Regions from separate parts of the Homo sapiens genome. Here region 1 is linked to region 2. The links are chromatin loops, found by intact Hi-C in ENCODE. Cell type or tissue: K562. All regions are shown on one strand. Each heading gives the region's core, and the rest is flanking DNA. Links, peaks and the distances in the headings are about the cores only.

Region 1 (8,698 bases), core at 175-8,174, 300 kb after region 2:
TGGTGAGGGCCTGTTTCTCAGATGGTGCCTTCTATGTGTCCTCATATGGCAGAAGAGGTAAACACGCTCCCTCTGGCCTCATTTATAAGGGCACTAATCCCGTTCATGTGGGCTCTTCCCTCGTAACTTAATCATCTCCCAAAGGCCCTACTTCTTAATACTGTTGGACTGTTGTACCAGGGATTACGAATTTGAGGGGGACACAAACATTCAGACCATAGCAGTTGCCTTTGCCTTGAATTACTGGAGGACCTACACTGTACTAAGGGCTACCAGACTCTAGCTATTAAGGTGAGCCTCTGGAAAGATTGAAAGGTTGACAGTTTTCCAGAATCAGTTCTCCTTTTCTAACTCTGAATTGCTGCTAAGGTAATTTTTGCATCTGCTGTGAATCAGTTTCCTCAGCCTGTGTGAACAGTTTTTCCAATTTGAATCTGTACTTATACTTACTTGTAGGGAATAGGATATTGCTAATTTGGGAGTAGAATAAGTGTGACTTCTTTTTACAAGTAATGGTCATCTGCTTGTTTGTGGGAATCTAATATAAATGGCTTTTATTTCTCTCTGGTCCTTAAAACCTTTGCAGGCTTAGGGGTCTTCAAGTTCTCCCTTTGGTCTGTGAACTCCGCACTGTGTTTACCATAGTTATGCTCCAGCACCTTGTGATATCTTGGCAGGAAAATGTCCCTTGTAAATGAGTATATTTGTTGTCAGATATTTTAGTACAGGCTGTTAGGGATCCTGTGTCTAATTGGTCATGCCCCGCTTGTTTTCAATTTAAGTGATTTGAGCTGCTGGAGCGTGAAATTATCTAGGATCACATTTGAGTTTCATATAGAATTTGCTATTGCTTTGATGCTAAGAAGAGAACAGTACTTCCACCTAATTCACTAAGTTTTAATTTAATTTTCAGCTTTGGGAACCCCTCGCTGGATGAAAGAAGCATTCTTGCCCCTCTCTATCAGTGTTGCATGTAAGTTATGCACAGCAAATACATGTGCCTGCATTGCCTTCTTTTCCAGGCTCAGGTAACAGTACATCCATTTTCTTGGCCCTCAAACTTTCTGATACCTGAGCAGTGCTTTTCATACTTTTCCAACCTAGAACCTCTGGACATCCTGAAATGGGATATCAGGGAAAGGTGAAGGCAGATAACCCAAAGCTCAGAATTCATCTCAAATTTTGTATGAATAGAAGATTGTATGTATACAGTAATACATGTTTGGTTTAATAGCAGAATATAATCACCCACACTCCCCACCCCACTGCCAAAAAAAAAAAAAGGAGTAAAATCTGTATGCCTGGTTACTACACCTGGTTACCTTGTGGTTTTAACTCCTCTCACTCACCCATCACATACCACCTGGGGTTTACATATTTCAGTTTGAAATTGTCTAAACCAAAAGTAACTTTTTCCATAAATAATAATTTATTTTGGCCAGGCACAGTGGCTCACTCCTGTAATCCCAGCAATTTGGGAGGCCAAGGTGGGTGGATCACCTGAGGTCAGGAGTTCGAGACCAGCCTGGCCAACATGGCGAAACCCCGTCTCTATTAATAATACAAAAATGAGCCGGGCATGGTGGCAGGCACCAGTATTCCAGCTACTTAGGAGGTTGAGACAGGAGAATTGCTTGAACCTGGAAGGCAGAGGTTGCAGTGAGCCGAGATTGTGCCATTGCACTCCATTCTGGGTGACAGAGTGAGACTCTGTCTCAAAAAAAATAAATAATAAATAATAATTGGTTTTTTTAAAAAAACTCTGTATTAGAGAACAGAGAAATTGAAAAATGAGTCAAGAAAATGAGATAAAGTCTAAGCTCTAAGAAGCTTCTTTTCATCATTCCTGAAATAATTTTATTTTACTATTTTATTTTTTATTTTATTATTTTTTTGAGACAGGGTCTGCATCTGTCACCCAGGTAGGAGTGTGGTGGTGCGATCTCAGCTCACCGAAATCTCTGCCTTTCGGGTTTAAGCAATTCTTGTGCCTCAGCCTCCCGAGTAGCTGGGACTACAGGCACCTGCCACCAAACCCAGCTAATTTTTGTATTTGCAGTAGAGACGGGTTTCACTATGTTGGCCAGGCTGGTGTCAAACTATTGACTTCAAGTGATCCGCCTGCCTCAGCCTCCCAAAGTGCTAGGATTACAGGCGTGAGCCACCGCGCCCGACCATCCTGGTGTAATTTTAGAGCACGCACATCAAGAATTAGCTGGGATCCACCTTGCTTGGCTACACAGAAAAACAAGTTCAAGAGCACCATTTAATACTGGTCAGCTCCCAGCAACATCATATCACATAAGACTGCCATAGCAACTGGTCTCTTAATCTTCTTTCTTTTTTTAAATGACAACAAAATTCTGTAGAAAGTAACAGTTTACCCAGGCTGTCCTTCATTGTCTTTATTAATGATAGGAAGCAGTGATATATACAATCAAGAATTGTGTGTTTGTCTTTGAAGATGTTTTTGTGGTAGTAGTTTTATCAGTCTGGTTCAATCAGGAGATAGCAAAGACATAGTGTGATAAACAGAGGTGTTTAATATAAAGAATTTTTTTTTTTTGGAGATGGAGTCTTGCTCTGTCACCCAGGCTAGAGTACAGTGGCGCGATCTCGGCTCACTGCAGCCTCCACCTCCCATGTTCAAGTGATTCTCCTGCGTCAGCCTCCCAAGTAGTTGGGATTACAGGCGCCCCTCACTGCATCTGGTTAATTTTTGTATTTTTAGTAGAGACGGGGTTTCACCATATTGGCCAGGCTGGTCTAGAACTCCTGACCTTGTGATCTGCCTGCCTCGGCCTCCCAAACTACTGGCATTACAGGCGTGAGCCACTGCGCCCGACCCAATATAAAGAATTATTAAATTCCAATAACAGGAGTGACTATAAAAGGGCTGAGGGAGAGTACCCAAGGAAGGACAAACTTGGAAGGGGATCCCCTCCCAATGACTGGAGTTTGGACTTCAGTGGAGAAGGTTTAGCTCAGCCCACCAGATAGCAGAGAAGTTTGCTAGTTTGCAGGTGCTGAGCAAGCCAGAAGCAACTCTCCAGAGTGCAGGTGGGGTGTACATTCAAGCCACAGCTGGTGTCATGACATGCAGAAGGAGAGAGAGAATCCAGTAGAAACCTTCTGTGCTGCAAGTGAGGCACACACGTGGGCCTTCAGAGGGAATTGGGGCCAGGGTGAGCAGATGGCCTTCAAAGCTCTGGTTTCCATGTTGAGAGGGCCTCGGGAGAGTTATCCCCAGGCCAGGCTAAGGCTTCAGGTCACCAAGGACCCACACCTTCTGGGAGTGTGGCTAGACAGGTCTTCAGTGGATGACCTCTCTGCCTCCCCAACACCACCATTGACCCACAGAAGCATTTGGAGAGCCCCTTCACCCTGCAGTGTCCCCTTTGCGCCCTCTAGTGAGAATGCTTTAGGGGAAAGATGCTTAAAGGAATCCCATCCGTCGTAGCAGAGCACATTTTGTTTTTGTTTTTGTTTTGTTTTGTTTTTTGAGATGGAGTCTCGCTCTGTCGCCCAGGCTGGAGTGTAGTGGCACGATCTCGGCTCACTGCAACCGCTGTCTCCCGGGTTCAGGCGATTCTCCTGCCTCAGCCTTCTGAGTAGCTGGGATTACAGGCACCTGCCACCACGCCCAGCTAATTTTTTGTATTTTTAGTAGAGATAGGGTTTCAACATGTTGGTGGGGCTGGTCTCGAACTCCTGACCTCAGGTGATCCGTCCGCCTTGGCCTCCCAAAGTGCTGGGATTACAGGCATGAGCCACCGTGCCTGGCCAGCAGAGCATATTTTGAAGAGTGAATTTGGAGCTGAGAGGAAGTAACATAATAACTTAGTCTCACAGAGGAAGCTCTGATGCTCTGGGCATTTGTAATATATTTAAGAATAAAAATAACTGTACTCCGTCTGTGCCTGTTTGTCCCTTCCATGCATGCTTTATGCAGCAGTCTTTCTTACCTTTTAAATTGCTGCACAACAGGCTGCCTTTTACAGAATCAGACATTTCTGCATACCCAGTAATTCCTCCTTTACCCACAGAGAGCTAAGAACTTTTCTTCTCAGATTTTAAATAAAAGATATGCTATAGTTGGTGTCTTAGTTCGTTTTGTGCTGCTGTAACAGGATACCACAGACTGGGTAATTTATTTTATTTTATTTTATCTTATTTTGAGATGGAGTCTCGCTCTGTTGCCCAGGCTGGAGTGCAGTGGCGCGATCTTGGCTCACTGCAACCTCCGCCTCCCAGGTTCAAGTGATTCTCATGTCTCAGCCTCCCAAGTAGCTGGGATTACAGGCATGTACCACCATGCCCGGGTAATTTTTGTATTTTTAGGAGAGATGGGGTTTCACCATGTTGCCTAGGCTGGTCTCGAACTCCTGACCTCAAGTGATCTGACCCCTTGGGCCTCCCAGAGTGCTGGGATTACAGGCATGAGCCACCATACCTGGCCAGACTGTGTAATTTATAATGAACAGAAATTTATTGGTTCACAGTTCTGGAGGCTAGAACGTTAAATATCAAGGTGCCAGCATCTGACAAGGGACTTATTGCTGTGTCATCATGTCACATGGCAGAAGGCAAAAGGGCAAAGAGAGAGGGCAACAAGGGGCTGAACTCGCCTTTTTTTTTTTTTTTTTTTTTTTTTTTGAGATGGAGTCTTGCTCTTTTGCCCAGGCTGGAGTGCAGTGGCACAATCTTGGCTCACTGCAACCTCCACCTCCCGGGTTCAAGTGATTCTTGTGCCTCAGCCTCCCAAGTAGCTGGGATTACAGGCACCTGCCACCACGCCCAGCTAATTTTTGTATTTTTAGTAGAGACGGGGTTTTACCATGTTGGCCAGCCTGGTCTTGAACTCCCAACCTGAGGGCCCACCTCGGCCTCCCAAAGTGTTGGGATTACAGATGTGAGCCACCGCTCCTGGCCTTGAACTTGCCTTTTAATAACAGCATTAGTTCCACCCATGAGGGCAGAGCACTCATGGCCTAACGACCTCTTAAAAGACTCTACCTTGATACTGTTACAATGGCAATTTCAACATGTATTTTGTAGGGGACAGACATTCAAATGGTAGCAGTTGGTGAAATAAGGCAGATAGGTATCCTTAAAATAATTTTTTCCGCCAGGCGCAGTGGCTCACGCCTGTAATCCCAGCACTTTGGGAGGCCGAGGCGGGCGGATCACGAGGTCAGGAGATCAAGACCATCCTGGCTAACACGGTGAAAACCCGTCTCTACTAAAAAATACAAAAAAATTAGCCGGGCGTGGTGGCGGGTGCCTGTAGTCCCAGCTACTCAGGAGGCTGAGGCAGGAGAATGGCGTGAACCCGGGAGGCAGAGCTTGCAGTGAGCCGAGATCACACCACTGCACTCCAGCCTGGGCGACAGAGCAAGACTCTGTCTCAAAAAAAAAATAATAATAATAATTTTTTCCCAGTAGAAATTATTTTAGACTTCAGAAACACATGAGGAAGAAGGAAGTTTATAGTACCCATTAACGTCTAAGGATTAACGTCTAAGGATCCTCTTGTTAACACTGTAGTGTACTTCATTCCAATCCATGTATGTGTATTTTGTTTTCCTACAGATTTGAAGTGAAACAGGTTTTTCCTCCAACCTCTTCCCCCCACCCAGCATCATATCATAGGCATTTTCCCATTCCACTAAATTTTCAAAATTGTTTTTAACAGCTGCATGGTATTCCTTTCAATGGATGAACCATAATTTAACTATTTCCCAGTCGTTAGACATTCAGATTGTTCAACATTTTTCCTGTTATAAACAGCACTGCAGTGAACATGTGTGTAAATCTCTGTATATATCTCTGATTAGTTACACAGAAACAATATCAAAACATAGTAATGTGGCTTACTCATTATGTAGGGGTAATTCTAAAGCAAAAATTATTTAGTTAAAGGATTTTACCTAATTATTTTTTCACTTTTGTCTGCCTAGCAGGCTTTCAACTCCGTTTGATAATGAGAAGTTTTATGTACCTTGTTCTATAACTTTTTCTCCCAGCATTCGGGTGTCCACCTGGAACAGACTGAACTACCTAAAGAATGGTGTGCTAAAGTCTGCCTTAAAATCTGCCATGGCCCATGACCCCATCTCCCCAGTGCTCTCTGATCCTCATCTGGACGCCGTGGACCAGCGGCTCCTGAGTGTCCTGGCCACCGTGAAGCAGTGCACCGACCAGTTTGGGATGGACACAGTACTGGTGGAAGACAGGATGCCTCTCTCACACTTGTAATTCTCGACACAAAATAAGTGAAACTTCTTTTTACAAAGATAGAGAAACAGCACAATCAATTCCAAATGGTATGAGATGGATTGGAAGTGGCCAGCAGCAAGTTCTGGTGACGGGACAGAGTGGCCTTGGATGTCTTTGGTATTTTCTGTAGTAGAAACTAAAGCAAAGACCACAAGTTTCAGAGCATGGAGACATTCCTGCTGAATCGCCTTCTCACCTCCTCGGCAATTGCTCATTCTAGGGTTGGGCATCATAGTTGGTCAGTCTTAATTCCCATGCCAAAGGACAAACAGGTGTGACATTTGGATAGATGAATACTGGGATTGGCTCTGGAGCATGTGTTTTGAGTTGAACCTTGCAGTCCTTTCTCTACGCCCGTGGATTTTGTGGAAACACTTTGCAATCTCTTTGTCTTTTTTTTTTTTACCAGAACTAGTTACATTGGAATGCTTACTGTCCTACAGAGTGGCAGCAAATAAAACCTTGCATTCCATCAAGCCAAAATAGCACACTCTGTTAGAGGAGATACATGTTTAAGATAGAATTGGAGGGAAGGACAAAAACAGAAAAATGTTTGGGCTTTTAAGCCATTGGGTAGTATTGTTTTGATGATCTTAGAGGAGGGAAGAAGAGAGAGAGACCCAATGGTAGAACCAGAATCAGGGAGATGACTGAACTACTGAAAAACAGGTTCCCTTGTATTTAGGATCTTAAGGTGTATAAAAAGCAAACATGACTTTGCACCTAAGTAAATTCTGCATTCTCATAGTTGTGTCCCAATTAACCAAAAAGTTGTCTCTAGAGAAAATACTATTACAATCTAAGCATGATTCTCTGTGGAGACTAATTTTTTCCCCTTTTGCCAAAAGCAGTCCTTCCCAAATTAACAAAGCAAACTGAAATAATACCTTGAATAACAGGTTGCCTGTGGTCTCTGTCATCCTCGTTTCTCTTCTGAAATGAATTTCCACCTCTGCCTTTAAGGCATTTTTGTCACTGAAGCTGCTGTTCCCAAGAGATCGGCAACCTTTTTGTCCCTTTCTCATAAGAAAGGGACACTCCTACAGGTGAGAGTGTATACCTTACTCTCTCAGATAAGTGGCTGGACTTATCTTGTGATTTGGGGCCATGGAAGATTGGAAACAAAGATTTTAAGCCTTCTTCTTTTTTTCTTTTTTCTTTTTTTTTTGAGACCAAGTCTCACTCTGTTGCCCAGGCTGGAGTGCAGTGGCACGATCTTGGCTTACTGCAACCTCCGTCTCCCAGGTTCAAGCGATTCTCTTGCCTCAGCCTCCAGAGTAGCTGGGATTACAGGCGCCCGCCATCGTGCCCAGCTAATTTTTATATTTTTAGTGGAGACAGGGTTTCGGGTTTCACCATGTTGGCCAGGTTGATCTTGGACTCCTGACCCCAGGTGATCCACCTGCCTCAGCCTTCCAAAGTGCTGGGATTACAGGCATGAGCCACCGTGGCCGGCCAAGATTTTAAGCCTTCTGAGCCTTGAAATTGAGGAGGTTAAAAGGAAGAGCCTTAAGATTTTGATTTATGTCAAATCCTAATTCTATCATTCAGTCTTGTTTGGAGTTCTGAACCCATGATGTTGTATTATGCTTCTTTCTCCTCTTAGCACTCTCAAATTTCAGGTTTGTAAAACACAGTTTTTGTTTTGTGTTCTGGCAAAGTGATCTCAACATGTAAGTAGTTGCAGTAAAACACAGGGGCAAAGGAAGACAGGCCTGATGTGCCCACTCATCTATGGACTCAGAGCTGTGTGCTTTGCTCCTGCATCTTGTTGAGGTGCTGTTCCAGCTTTGCATTTCTGTCAAGTAGAGGCGAATATATAAACAGTGTGGTTGAATACATTTAATGCCAGCCATTGGAAACTAGTTTTAGGCAACCACTCTCAAAAACAGCTTTAGAATTTATGCCCAGTTTTCTTGCATTGAAAGATAACTGAGTAATAACCTGTAACTATTTTTAAATGGCATGAAATTAGGAAACTTTTGTACATTTTATATACATTTTGAGATGAACAGAACAATGGGCTGAGTTATAAAAAGCGTGTATTGAATTTAAGAAGACAGACTAGCACAAAACACAGAATTCGTGTTAACCAAAGGAGGCATTGATTTCAGTTTTAAGGCTACTCAGTGTTGTGTGTCCAGGGAAATTCACAGCTCAGTATGAGAATACCTTGGTTAGTGCTCACCCACAAGCTTCCAGGAGCCAGCTGGGAGGAGACAATAGGAAGAGATGTCATCTCTGCTCTCCCTGTAAATGTTAGTTGAACTAAGTTATGGATTTGTGGTCTTTCAAATACATGACGCCTTTAGTATGCCACACTGAAATGAATAAGAAGTCTTCTGAAACTGGGAACTTCATAACATTGAAGGCAGAAGATTCTGCTAAGGAAAAAAGCAGGCAGGAAAGAAAATGTCTC
Region 2 (8,698 bases), core at 72-8,071:
TTCTGAAACAGATATTATTTCTTCTTCGCTTATGAAGCTTAGTTTGGCTAGATATGAAGTTCTTGGTTGGAAAGTTTTTTCTTTAAGAATGCTGAATATAGGCTGATATGGTTTGGCTCTGTGTCCCCACCCAAATTTCATGTTGAATTGTAATCCCCAGTGTTGGGGGTGGGGCCTAGTGGGAGGTGATTGGATCATGGGGGTGGTTTCTAATGGTTTAGCACCATCCTGCTAGTGCTGTCTCATGATAGAGTTCTCATGAGATCTGGTTGTTGGACAGTGTGTAAAACAACCAGATCCCCACTTTGTGCTCTCTCTCTCCTGCTGGCCATGTGAAGATATGCTTGCTTCCCCTTTGCCTTCTGCCATGATTGTAAGTGTCCTGAGGCCTCCCCAGAAGCAGAAGCTTGTGCAGCCTGTACAACCAGAGCCGATTAAACCACTTTTCTTTATAAATTACCCAGTCTCAGGTATGTCTTTTTTTTTTTTTTATACAGAGTCTTGCTCTGTCGCCCAGGCTGGAGTTCAGTGGTGCAGTATCGGGGGAATTTCAGCCCCCAATATTTCACGTGGGTCCTTTTCTATTTTCCCTAAATGTCGGCCAGTCTGAGAAATAAAGGGAAAGAGTACAGAAGAGAGAAATTTTAAAGCTGGGTGTCCAGGGGAGACTTCACATGTCGGCAGGTTCCGTGATGCCCCCAAAGCCGCAAAACCAGCAAGTTTTTATTAGTGATTTTCAAAAGGGGAGGGAGTGTACGAATAAGGTGTGGGTCACAGAGATCACATGCTTCACAAGGTAATAAAATATCACAAGGCAAATGGAGGCAGGGTGAGATCACAGGAACGGAGCGAAATTAAAATTGTTAATGAAGTTTCGGGCACGCATTGTCATTGATAACATTTTATCAGGAGACAGGGTTTGAGAGCAGATAACCGGTCTGACCAAAATTTATTAGGCGGGAATTTCCTTTTCCTAATAAGCCTGAGAGCGCTATGGGAGACAGGGGCTTATTTCGTCCCTTATCTACAACCATAAAAGACAGACATTCCCAAAGCGGCCATTTCAGAGATCTCCCTTTGGTAATGCATTCTCTTTCTCAGGGATGTTGCTTGCTGAGAAAAAGAATTCAGCGATACTTCTCCTATTTGCTTTTGAAAGAAGAGAAATAGGCTCTGTTCTGCCCGGCCCACAGGCAGCCAGACTTTAAGGTTATCTCCCTTGTTCCCTGAACATCGCTGTTATCCTGTTCTTTTTTCAAGGTGCCCAGATTTCTTATTGTTTAAACAATTTGTGCAGTTAACGCAGTCATCACAGGGTCCTGAGGCAACATTCATCCTCAGCTTACAAAGATGACGGGATTAAGAGATTAAAGTAAAGACAGGCATAGGAAGTCACAAGAGTATTGATTGGGGAAGTGATAAGTGTCCATGAAATCTTCACAGTTTATGTTCAGAGTTTGCAGTAAAGACAGGTGTAAGAATGATAAAAGTATTAATTTGGGGAACTAATAAATGTCCATGAAATCTTCACAATTTATGTTCTTCGGCCATGGCTTCAGCCGGTTCTTCCATTTGGGGTCCCTGACTTCCTGCAACAGTGCAGTCTCAGCTCATTGCACAACCACCTCCTGGGCTCAAGTGATTCTCCTACCTCAGCCTCGCGAGTAGCTGGGATTACAGGTGCCTGCTACCACACCCGGCTAATTTTTTTTTTTTTTGCATTTTTAGTAGAGATGGGGTTTTGCTGTGTTGGCCAGGCTGGTCTTGAACTCCTTACATCAAGTGATCTGCCCACCTCAGCCTCTCAAAGTGCTGGGATTACAGGTGTGAGCCACCGCACCTAGTCAGTGTGTCTTTATAGCAGTGTGAGAACTAACCAATACATAGGCCCACAATCTCTTCTGGCTTGTAGGTTTTTGGCTCAAAGTACAGCCATTAGCCTGATGGGGTTCCCTTTTTAGATGACCTACCTGCTCTCTCTGGCTGCCTTTAACATTTTTTCTTTCATTTTGACCTTGGAGAATCGGATGACTGTGTGTCTTGGGGTTGGTCTTCTTGTGTAGTATTTTTCAGGGGTTCTCTGCATTTCCTGAATTTGAATGTTGGCCTCTTTAGTGAGGTTGAGGAAATGTTCATGGATAATATCTTGAAATGTTTTCCAAGTTGCCTGCTTTTTCTCCCTTTCAGGGATGCCAATGAGTCGTAGAGTTGGTCTCTTTACATAATCACATATTTATTGTTTTTTTGTTTTTGTCTGAGTTATTTTGGAGAGCAGGTCTTTGAGCTCTGAAATTCTTTTCTCATCTTGGTTGATTTTGCTGTTAAGATTTGTGATTGTTTTCTGAAATTCTTGAAGTGAGTTTTTCAGTTCCTTCAGCTTAGTTTGGTTCTTTCTTAAAATGACCATTTCATCTTTTATCTCCTGTATTGTTTTATTCTATTTCTTAGAATTTTTTGATTGGGCTTTGACTATTTCCTGAATGTCAGTTATCTTCATTCCTATACATATTCTGAATTCTATTTCTGTCATTTCAGCCAGGTTATGAATAATTGCTGGGGAACCAATGTAGTTGGAGTTAAGACAGGACAGTCTGGCCTTTTGAGTTTTTTGTACTGGTTCTTTCTCATCCATGTGGGCTGATATTTCTTCAGTCTCTGAAGTTGCTGTCCTTTGGCTTTTTTTTTTTTTTTTTTTTTTTGGCTTTTATCTTCTTGGATGCCCTTGGAGGTTTGATTATGGTATAAGGTGGGTTCAGTCGACTGGCTTTGAGTCTAGTCTGCTCTTGGGTTGTGAAGGAGCCCCCTCTGTTTACTGTCTCTATGCCTGCATTTCTTTTATTGGATGTTCTGATCCATGGGGCTCCCTCATGCAAAGGCCGTATCCTTGCCAGGTAAGCCCTATTCTGCTGTTCATGTGCTCCCCAGGAATCACAGGGTTGTGCCTGCCTACGGAATTCAGGCAGAAGCGGGACTGCTGGGCTGGAAGCTGTTGCAGATATGGCCTGTCTGGCTACAAGAGGCCAGGCCAGGAGTGGGTGGAGTTGACCACCCTGTCATCTGAGTGTTTCCAGGAAGACGGGAGGCTGTGCTTCTCAACAGATTCAGGCTGAAGTAGGATCACTGGACTAGAAGCTGTAGCAGGTGCAGCTTGCCTGGCTACCAGTAGCAGAGGTGGGTGGGGATGCCCGCCCTGCCATCTAGGTGCTTTCTAGGATAACGGGAGGCCATGCCATCCAGCTGAGTTCCCACAGAGCACAACTATAGGCCAGAAGCTGTCTCGAACTCCTGGGCTCATAGCGATTCCCCCACCTCAGTCTCCTAAAGTGCTGGGATTATAGATGTGAGCTACTGTATCTGGCCTGATTTCTTTTTAAGATGTTTATCTCTTCCTTTGTTTCCTAGATTGCCTTAGAAGTTTCTTTGTGTTGATATTCGACCTTGTCTTGGATCTTGTTGAGCTTCCTTTTTGTCGGTGCTTTGAATTCTTTTTCTGTCATTTCTGAGTTTCCATTTTGGTTAGGGACCATTGCTGGAGAGCTTGTGTGATCCTTTGGTGGTGTCACTGTATTCAGATTTTTCATGGTGCAGAATCCTTGTGTTGGTTCCTTCTCATCTGGAGACATTGGCACTTCAATTTTTGTAATTATTTTTGTGCAGGTAGAATTTTTTCCTTCTTTTTCTGTGATATTATTTTTTCCTCCTTCCCTTTCCCCACTCCCTAGGGGGTGTGACTATAGAGAATGCTGGGTAGGGTCTTTTGACTTTGCTTCTGTAACCATAAGCACTTCTGTTGGCAGGTTTTTAATTGGGATATGCAGTTCTACCTATCAGCCAGTAGATGGCGCTTACGGGTAAGAGCTAGCTGTGGCCAAAGTGGCTGGGTGTACACTTGATCCTTGTTTACTGGGAGATGCTCTCTGTTGCCTCAGGCAGTGGGCTGATTTGTGGAGTAAACAGTGGTCTGTGCTCCCTCCTCAGTCCTGGGGAGGTGCTGGGAGGGGTGGAAGGTGGGCAGGGCTGGACCAAGCAGGTCCACCTACGGGTCCCCCAGTGGCAGGCACAAGAACCAAGGCCAAAGGAGAATCCAGTGGGTGGCCACCAGACGCCCAGAAGTGTGTCCAGGTGTGGAACTGAGAAACCTCCTTGACCCCAAGTTCTCTACACATAGATAGGAGTGGCCTAAACTCATAATCCAGGAGAGTGGGTGCTCCAGATGCTTGGAGATATGCCTGGGACCTGGGCATGGAGCAGAGATAGCCACCCATGCACCAGGATCTCTGCACAGGAATGGTAGGGTGGCTCAGGCTGCTGTTCCAGATGAGCAGGTGCTCCAAATGCCTGGAGATCTGCCTGGATATGAAGCAGAGATGGGGACCCCTGCACCTGGATCTCTGCACAGGAAAGGTGGGGCTGTTCAGGCTACCAATCCCAGCAAATGAGTGCTTTGAATGCCTGGAGGTCTTCCTGGCCATAGAGCAGAGAGGCCCTGCTGCACCACAATATATACCCAGGAAGGGTGGGGCAGGTCAGGCTGCTGAAGCAGGCAAGTGAGTGCTTTGAATGCCTGGAGATCTGCCTGGGTATGAAGTGGAGAGGACCCACCATGCACAAGAAGGATGGGGTGACTCAGGCTGCTAGTCCATGCAAGCAGGTGCTCCAAATGCTTGGAGATCTGCCTAAGCGTGCAGTAGAGAGGGCCCTACTGCACCATAATCTATGCATAGAAAGGGTGTAGGTTGGTTTAGCCTGCTGATCCTTGGAAAGGGATGCTCTGAATACCTGGAGATCTGCCTGGGTATGAAGCAGAGAGGGCCCTGCTGCACTATGATCAATGTCCATGAAGGGTAGGGTGGCCCAGGCTGCTGGTCCAGGCAAGTGGGTGCTCCAAATTTCTGGATTTATGCCTGAGGTGGAGTGGAGAGGGCCCTGCTGCACCACGATCTTAGGAGAGCTTGCTGGGGTACCCAGCAGTGATATACATAGACTGGTTTCAGGTCATGAAGCTGGCCCTGGCTGCACGTCTCATTGTCCGGGAGAAAGTGCAGCTGTAGCAGCTCTCCCCACGCATCCAAGGCCTGCAGTGGGGGAAAGCACAGTTCCAACACCCCAGTTAGCTTCAGGGATTAGGAGCAACAATGTTCTATTCCTTGGCCTGGGTTGCTCAGATGCCCAGGGAAAAAGTGTCACAGAGAGAGGCTCTCTGCCTTTCTTGCATACTGGGGCCTCACTCACTTTTATCAGCCTGTGTTCTCCTTCCCAGGCTCTGGGTGTCGTTTATGATTCCACTGGGTTTCTGTTTTCCTTCCTGAATTAAAGCTTACAGAGTCGATTGCTTCTTTTTTTTTTTTTTTTGAGACAAGGTCTCACTCTCTTGCCTAGGCTGGAGTGCTGTGGCATGATCACGGCTCACTGCAGCCTCAGCCTCCCAGGCTCAGGTGATTCTCCTGCTTCAGTGTCCTAAGTAGCTGGGACTACAGGTGCACACCACCATGCCTGGCTGATTTTTTGTTTTTGTTTTTAGAGATAGGATTTTACCATGTCACCCAGGCTGGTCTTGAACTCCTAAGCAGAAGTGAAGCAATCCACCCACCTCGGCCTCCCCAAGTGCTGGAATTACAGGCTTGAGCCACCATGCCCAGCCCACAGTTGATCTTTATGCACTATCTTGATATTTCCAAGTGGCTGATGCATGCTAAAAGCCTCTAATCAACCATGTTGGGGGGAAAAAGATGCCACATTATCTTTATCATTCACTTTATTTTCTCTGTCACACGTATACATACTGTTTTCCTGAAATATTTAAGATTAGTTTGCATACTTCATACTTTTTTTTTTTTTTTTTTTCTGAGACAGTCTTGCACTCTCGCCCAGGCTGGAGTGCAGTGGTGCAATCTTGGCTTACTGCATCCTTAGCCTCCCGAGTAGCTGGTACAATAGGCACCCACCACCAGGCCTGGCAAATTTTTGTATTTTTAGTAGAGACAGGGTTTCACCATGTTGGCCAGGCTGGTCTCGAACTCCTAATCTCAGGTGATCCATCCACTTCAGCCTCCCAAAGTGTTGGAATTACAGGCGTGAGGCACCGCGCCTGGCCACCCTTTTACCTCTTAGTACTTCTGCGTTTCTTAAAAACAAAGTTTTTTTATGTTGTTGTTGTTTTTTTTTTTTTTTTTGAGACGGAGTTTTGCTCTTGTTGCCCAGGCTGGAGTGCAGTGGCACTATCTCGGTTCACTGCAACCTCCCCGTCGCGGGATCAAGCTATTCTCCTGCCTCAGCCTCTCTAGTCGCTGGGATTACAGGCGCCGGCCACCACGCCCAGCTAAATTTTGTATTTTTAGTGGAGACGGGGTTTCACCATGTTGGCCACGCTGGTCTCGAACTCCTGATCTCAGGTGATCCACCTGCCTCGGCCTCCCAAAGTGCTGGGATTACAGGCGTGAGCCACCGCACCCAGCCTTCTTTATGTATTAATAACTACAGGAAATTGTCACATTTAGGAAATTGATATGGTAATCTACAGTCTATATTCCAATTTTGTGAATTACCATTAATATCTCTTAAAGCATTTACTACCATCCAGTACAGGACCTTTAGTTGCCATATCTCTTGAGTTTCCTTTAAATTGTAATAGTTCTTCAGCCTTTCTCATAACATTGGCATTTTTTGAAGAATATATTTATCGAATGTTTCTCAGATTAGACTTGTCCATGTCCTTGAGATTAGATTTCAGTTATGGGTTCCCAGCTCAACTTCTTGTCAGTAATGTTGTGTCCTTCCCGGAGTATCATCACATCCAGAGGCACATGATGTCTCTCTTTTCCCCATTGGTGATAATAATTTTGATGTACTCAGTTAAGGGATTGTCCAGTTCTTCACACAATATAGTTACTTATTTTTTTTTCTTGTAACTAGTAAGCAGTCTGTGAGGAAAAACTGTTTTTGTTTTTTTACTTTTTTCTAATTAATGTCTTTGTAGGAAATTTAAAAATATACAGGTAAGCTAAAGTTAGGGAAAAATTGTCATAAACCTAGCGATAACCACATTTTAGTGTATGTTGGTTCATCTCTCTTCTTTATGTTATAATAATGATTACCAAAAAGGACTATACCTTAAATACTGTTTGGTAAATTGCTTCATTCATTTAGCAGTATATTATAAATATTTTTTTCATGTGTCATTAAGTATTACAGTATTTTAATGGCTGCATAGTTTTCCATTGTGTAGCAGTCACTTGCCTATAGATTGTTCTGTGATGTTCAGTTTAGCCTCACATTCCAGGTACAAGAGATCCTTAGTGGCTGTCCCCTAGGGGTTAGGGAATCTCTTAAACCCAGGAGCCTCCAAGCATGGAATCTTGATGTCTGTCTTATCCCATCAGCACTGCCATGTTGTTTTTCTGTTCTGCTGTTCCACACTAATATGCTATGTTCCTTTCTCTGACCATTCCTAGGTCCACAGTAGCACACTTTTGTCAAATATTTAAACCTATTTCTGATTCACTTGGGTTGTTTTCATGCTTTAACTGCTAATATTGTATCCAGATGTTGGTTTTCTTGTTTGTCTTATTGCAAATATAGGCTATAATGAGTTAAGTGAACTTTTATGGGGTAGTCTTCTGAGTAGAGCATCTGGCCAAAATACCTCATACCCACCAAAAACAAAAACACAAAATATTTGGAGAGCACAGTTTATCTTTTTATTTGGAACTTCTTTGCTATTACCTGAATTTCTAGTTAACCTATATTCGTATTTTGGGTCAGGTATCTTAGGAGATCTCAGCTCTTGTCTATTAGGATTACTTAGCAAATTATCTTAGTGAACTTTCTGTACAGGAGATAAAGCATAACCTTTAAATGCATTATTTTATAGATTTTTCTCCCTTTAATATTTAATCATTTGAAAGTCTCTCTTCTACAAGTTGTTTAGTTTCAAGCTGTTCAGGTATATGGAAATATAACCTTTCTGTATAGATGTGGGACAGTTTACAAATGAATCAGCCCATACTTTCATAGTTTAGTTCAAATGTGACAAAATTATATTTGGAAGACTTAGGTGTAGAATCTCTTTTTATTGACTGAAGGCAAAACAATTTTAACTTAAGTGAATGAAGTAACTTTGTTATTTTTAAACATTTTTTTGAGGCGGAGTCTCGCTGTCTCCCAAGGTGGAGTACAGTGGTGCAATCTCGGCTCACTGCAACCTCTGCCTCCCAGGTTCAAGCGATTCTCCTACCTCAGCCTCCCAAGAAGCTGGGATTACAGGCACGTGCCACCACACCCAGGTAATTTTTTGTGTTTTTAATGGAGACGGGGTTTCACCATGTTGGCCGGCTGGTCTCGAACTCCTGACCTCAGGTAATCCACCTGTCTCAGCTTTCCAAAGTGCTAGGATTACAGGCGTGAGCCCCTGTACCTGGCCTATTTTTAAACTTTTCTTTACACTTTGAGAAATAACGTCTGCTATTTTATAGATGATGATGTAATAGTGATACCCTGTCTCTAAAAAAATGTAAACAGTTAGCTGGGCATGGTGGTGCACACCTCAGCTACTCAGAAAGCTGAGGTGGTGGGAGGATTGCTTGACCCCAGGAATTGGAGGCTGCAGTGAGCTAAGATTGTGCCACATGCTCCAGCCTGCATGACAGAGCAAGACCCTGTCTCTTAAAAAAAAGGCTACTGTGATGTTGAGTCATGTTGA

What was found. Peaks named below come from ENCODE experiments on the same cell type or tissue, not always from the same donor. Only the 100,000 strongest peaks of a DNase experiment are listed, where the experiment ranks them.
Region 1: a loop joins it to region 2, with 5 times the contacts of the local background. A loop is called at or near these places in 3 of 110 quality-filtered maps.

What each region holds. Positions count from the first base shown.
Region 1 is chr1:179,065,887-179,074,584 of GRCh38, forward strand. FAM20B (FAM20B glycosaminoglycan xylosylkinase) reads left to right here. Exons shown (of 8, transcript NM_014864.4): 7 at 914-973; 8 at 6,027-8,698. The coding sequence ends at 6,258. Among named protein-coding and RNA genes, the nearest start is that of TOR3A, 12 kb to the right of the region's middle. In K562, for the core only: a CTCF peak has its summit at 3,411 (motif pointing left); a DNase peak (open chromatin) is centred at 3,375.
Region 2 is chr1:178,764,683-178,773,380 of GRCh38, forward strand. All of the region lies in intron 1 of RALGPS2 (Ral GEF with PH domain and SH3 binding motif 2), which reads left to right. Among named protein-coding and RNA genes, the nearest start is that of RALGPS2-AS1, 43 kb to the left of the region's middle. In K562, for the core only: a CTCF peak has its summit at 3,841 (motif pointing right); a DNase peak (open chromatin) is centred at 3,849.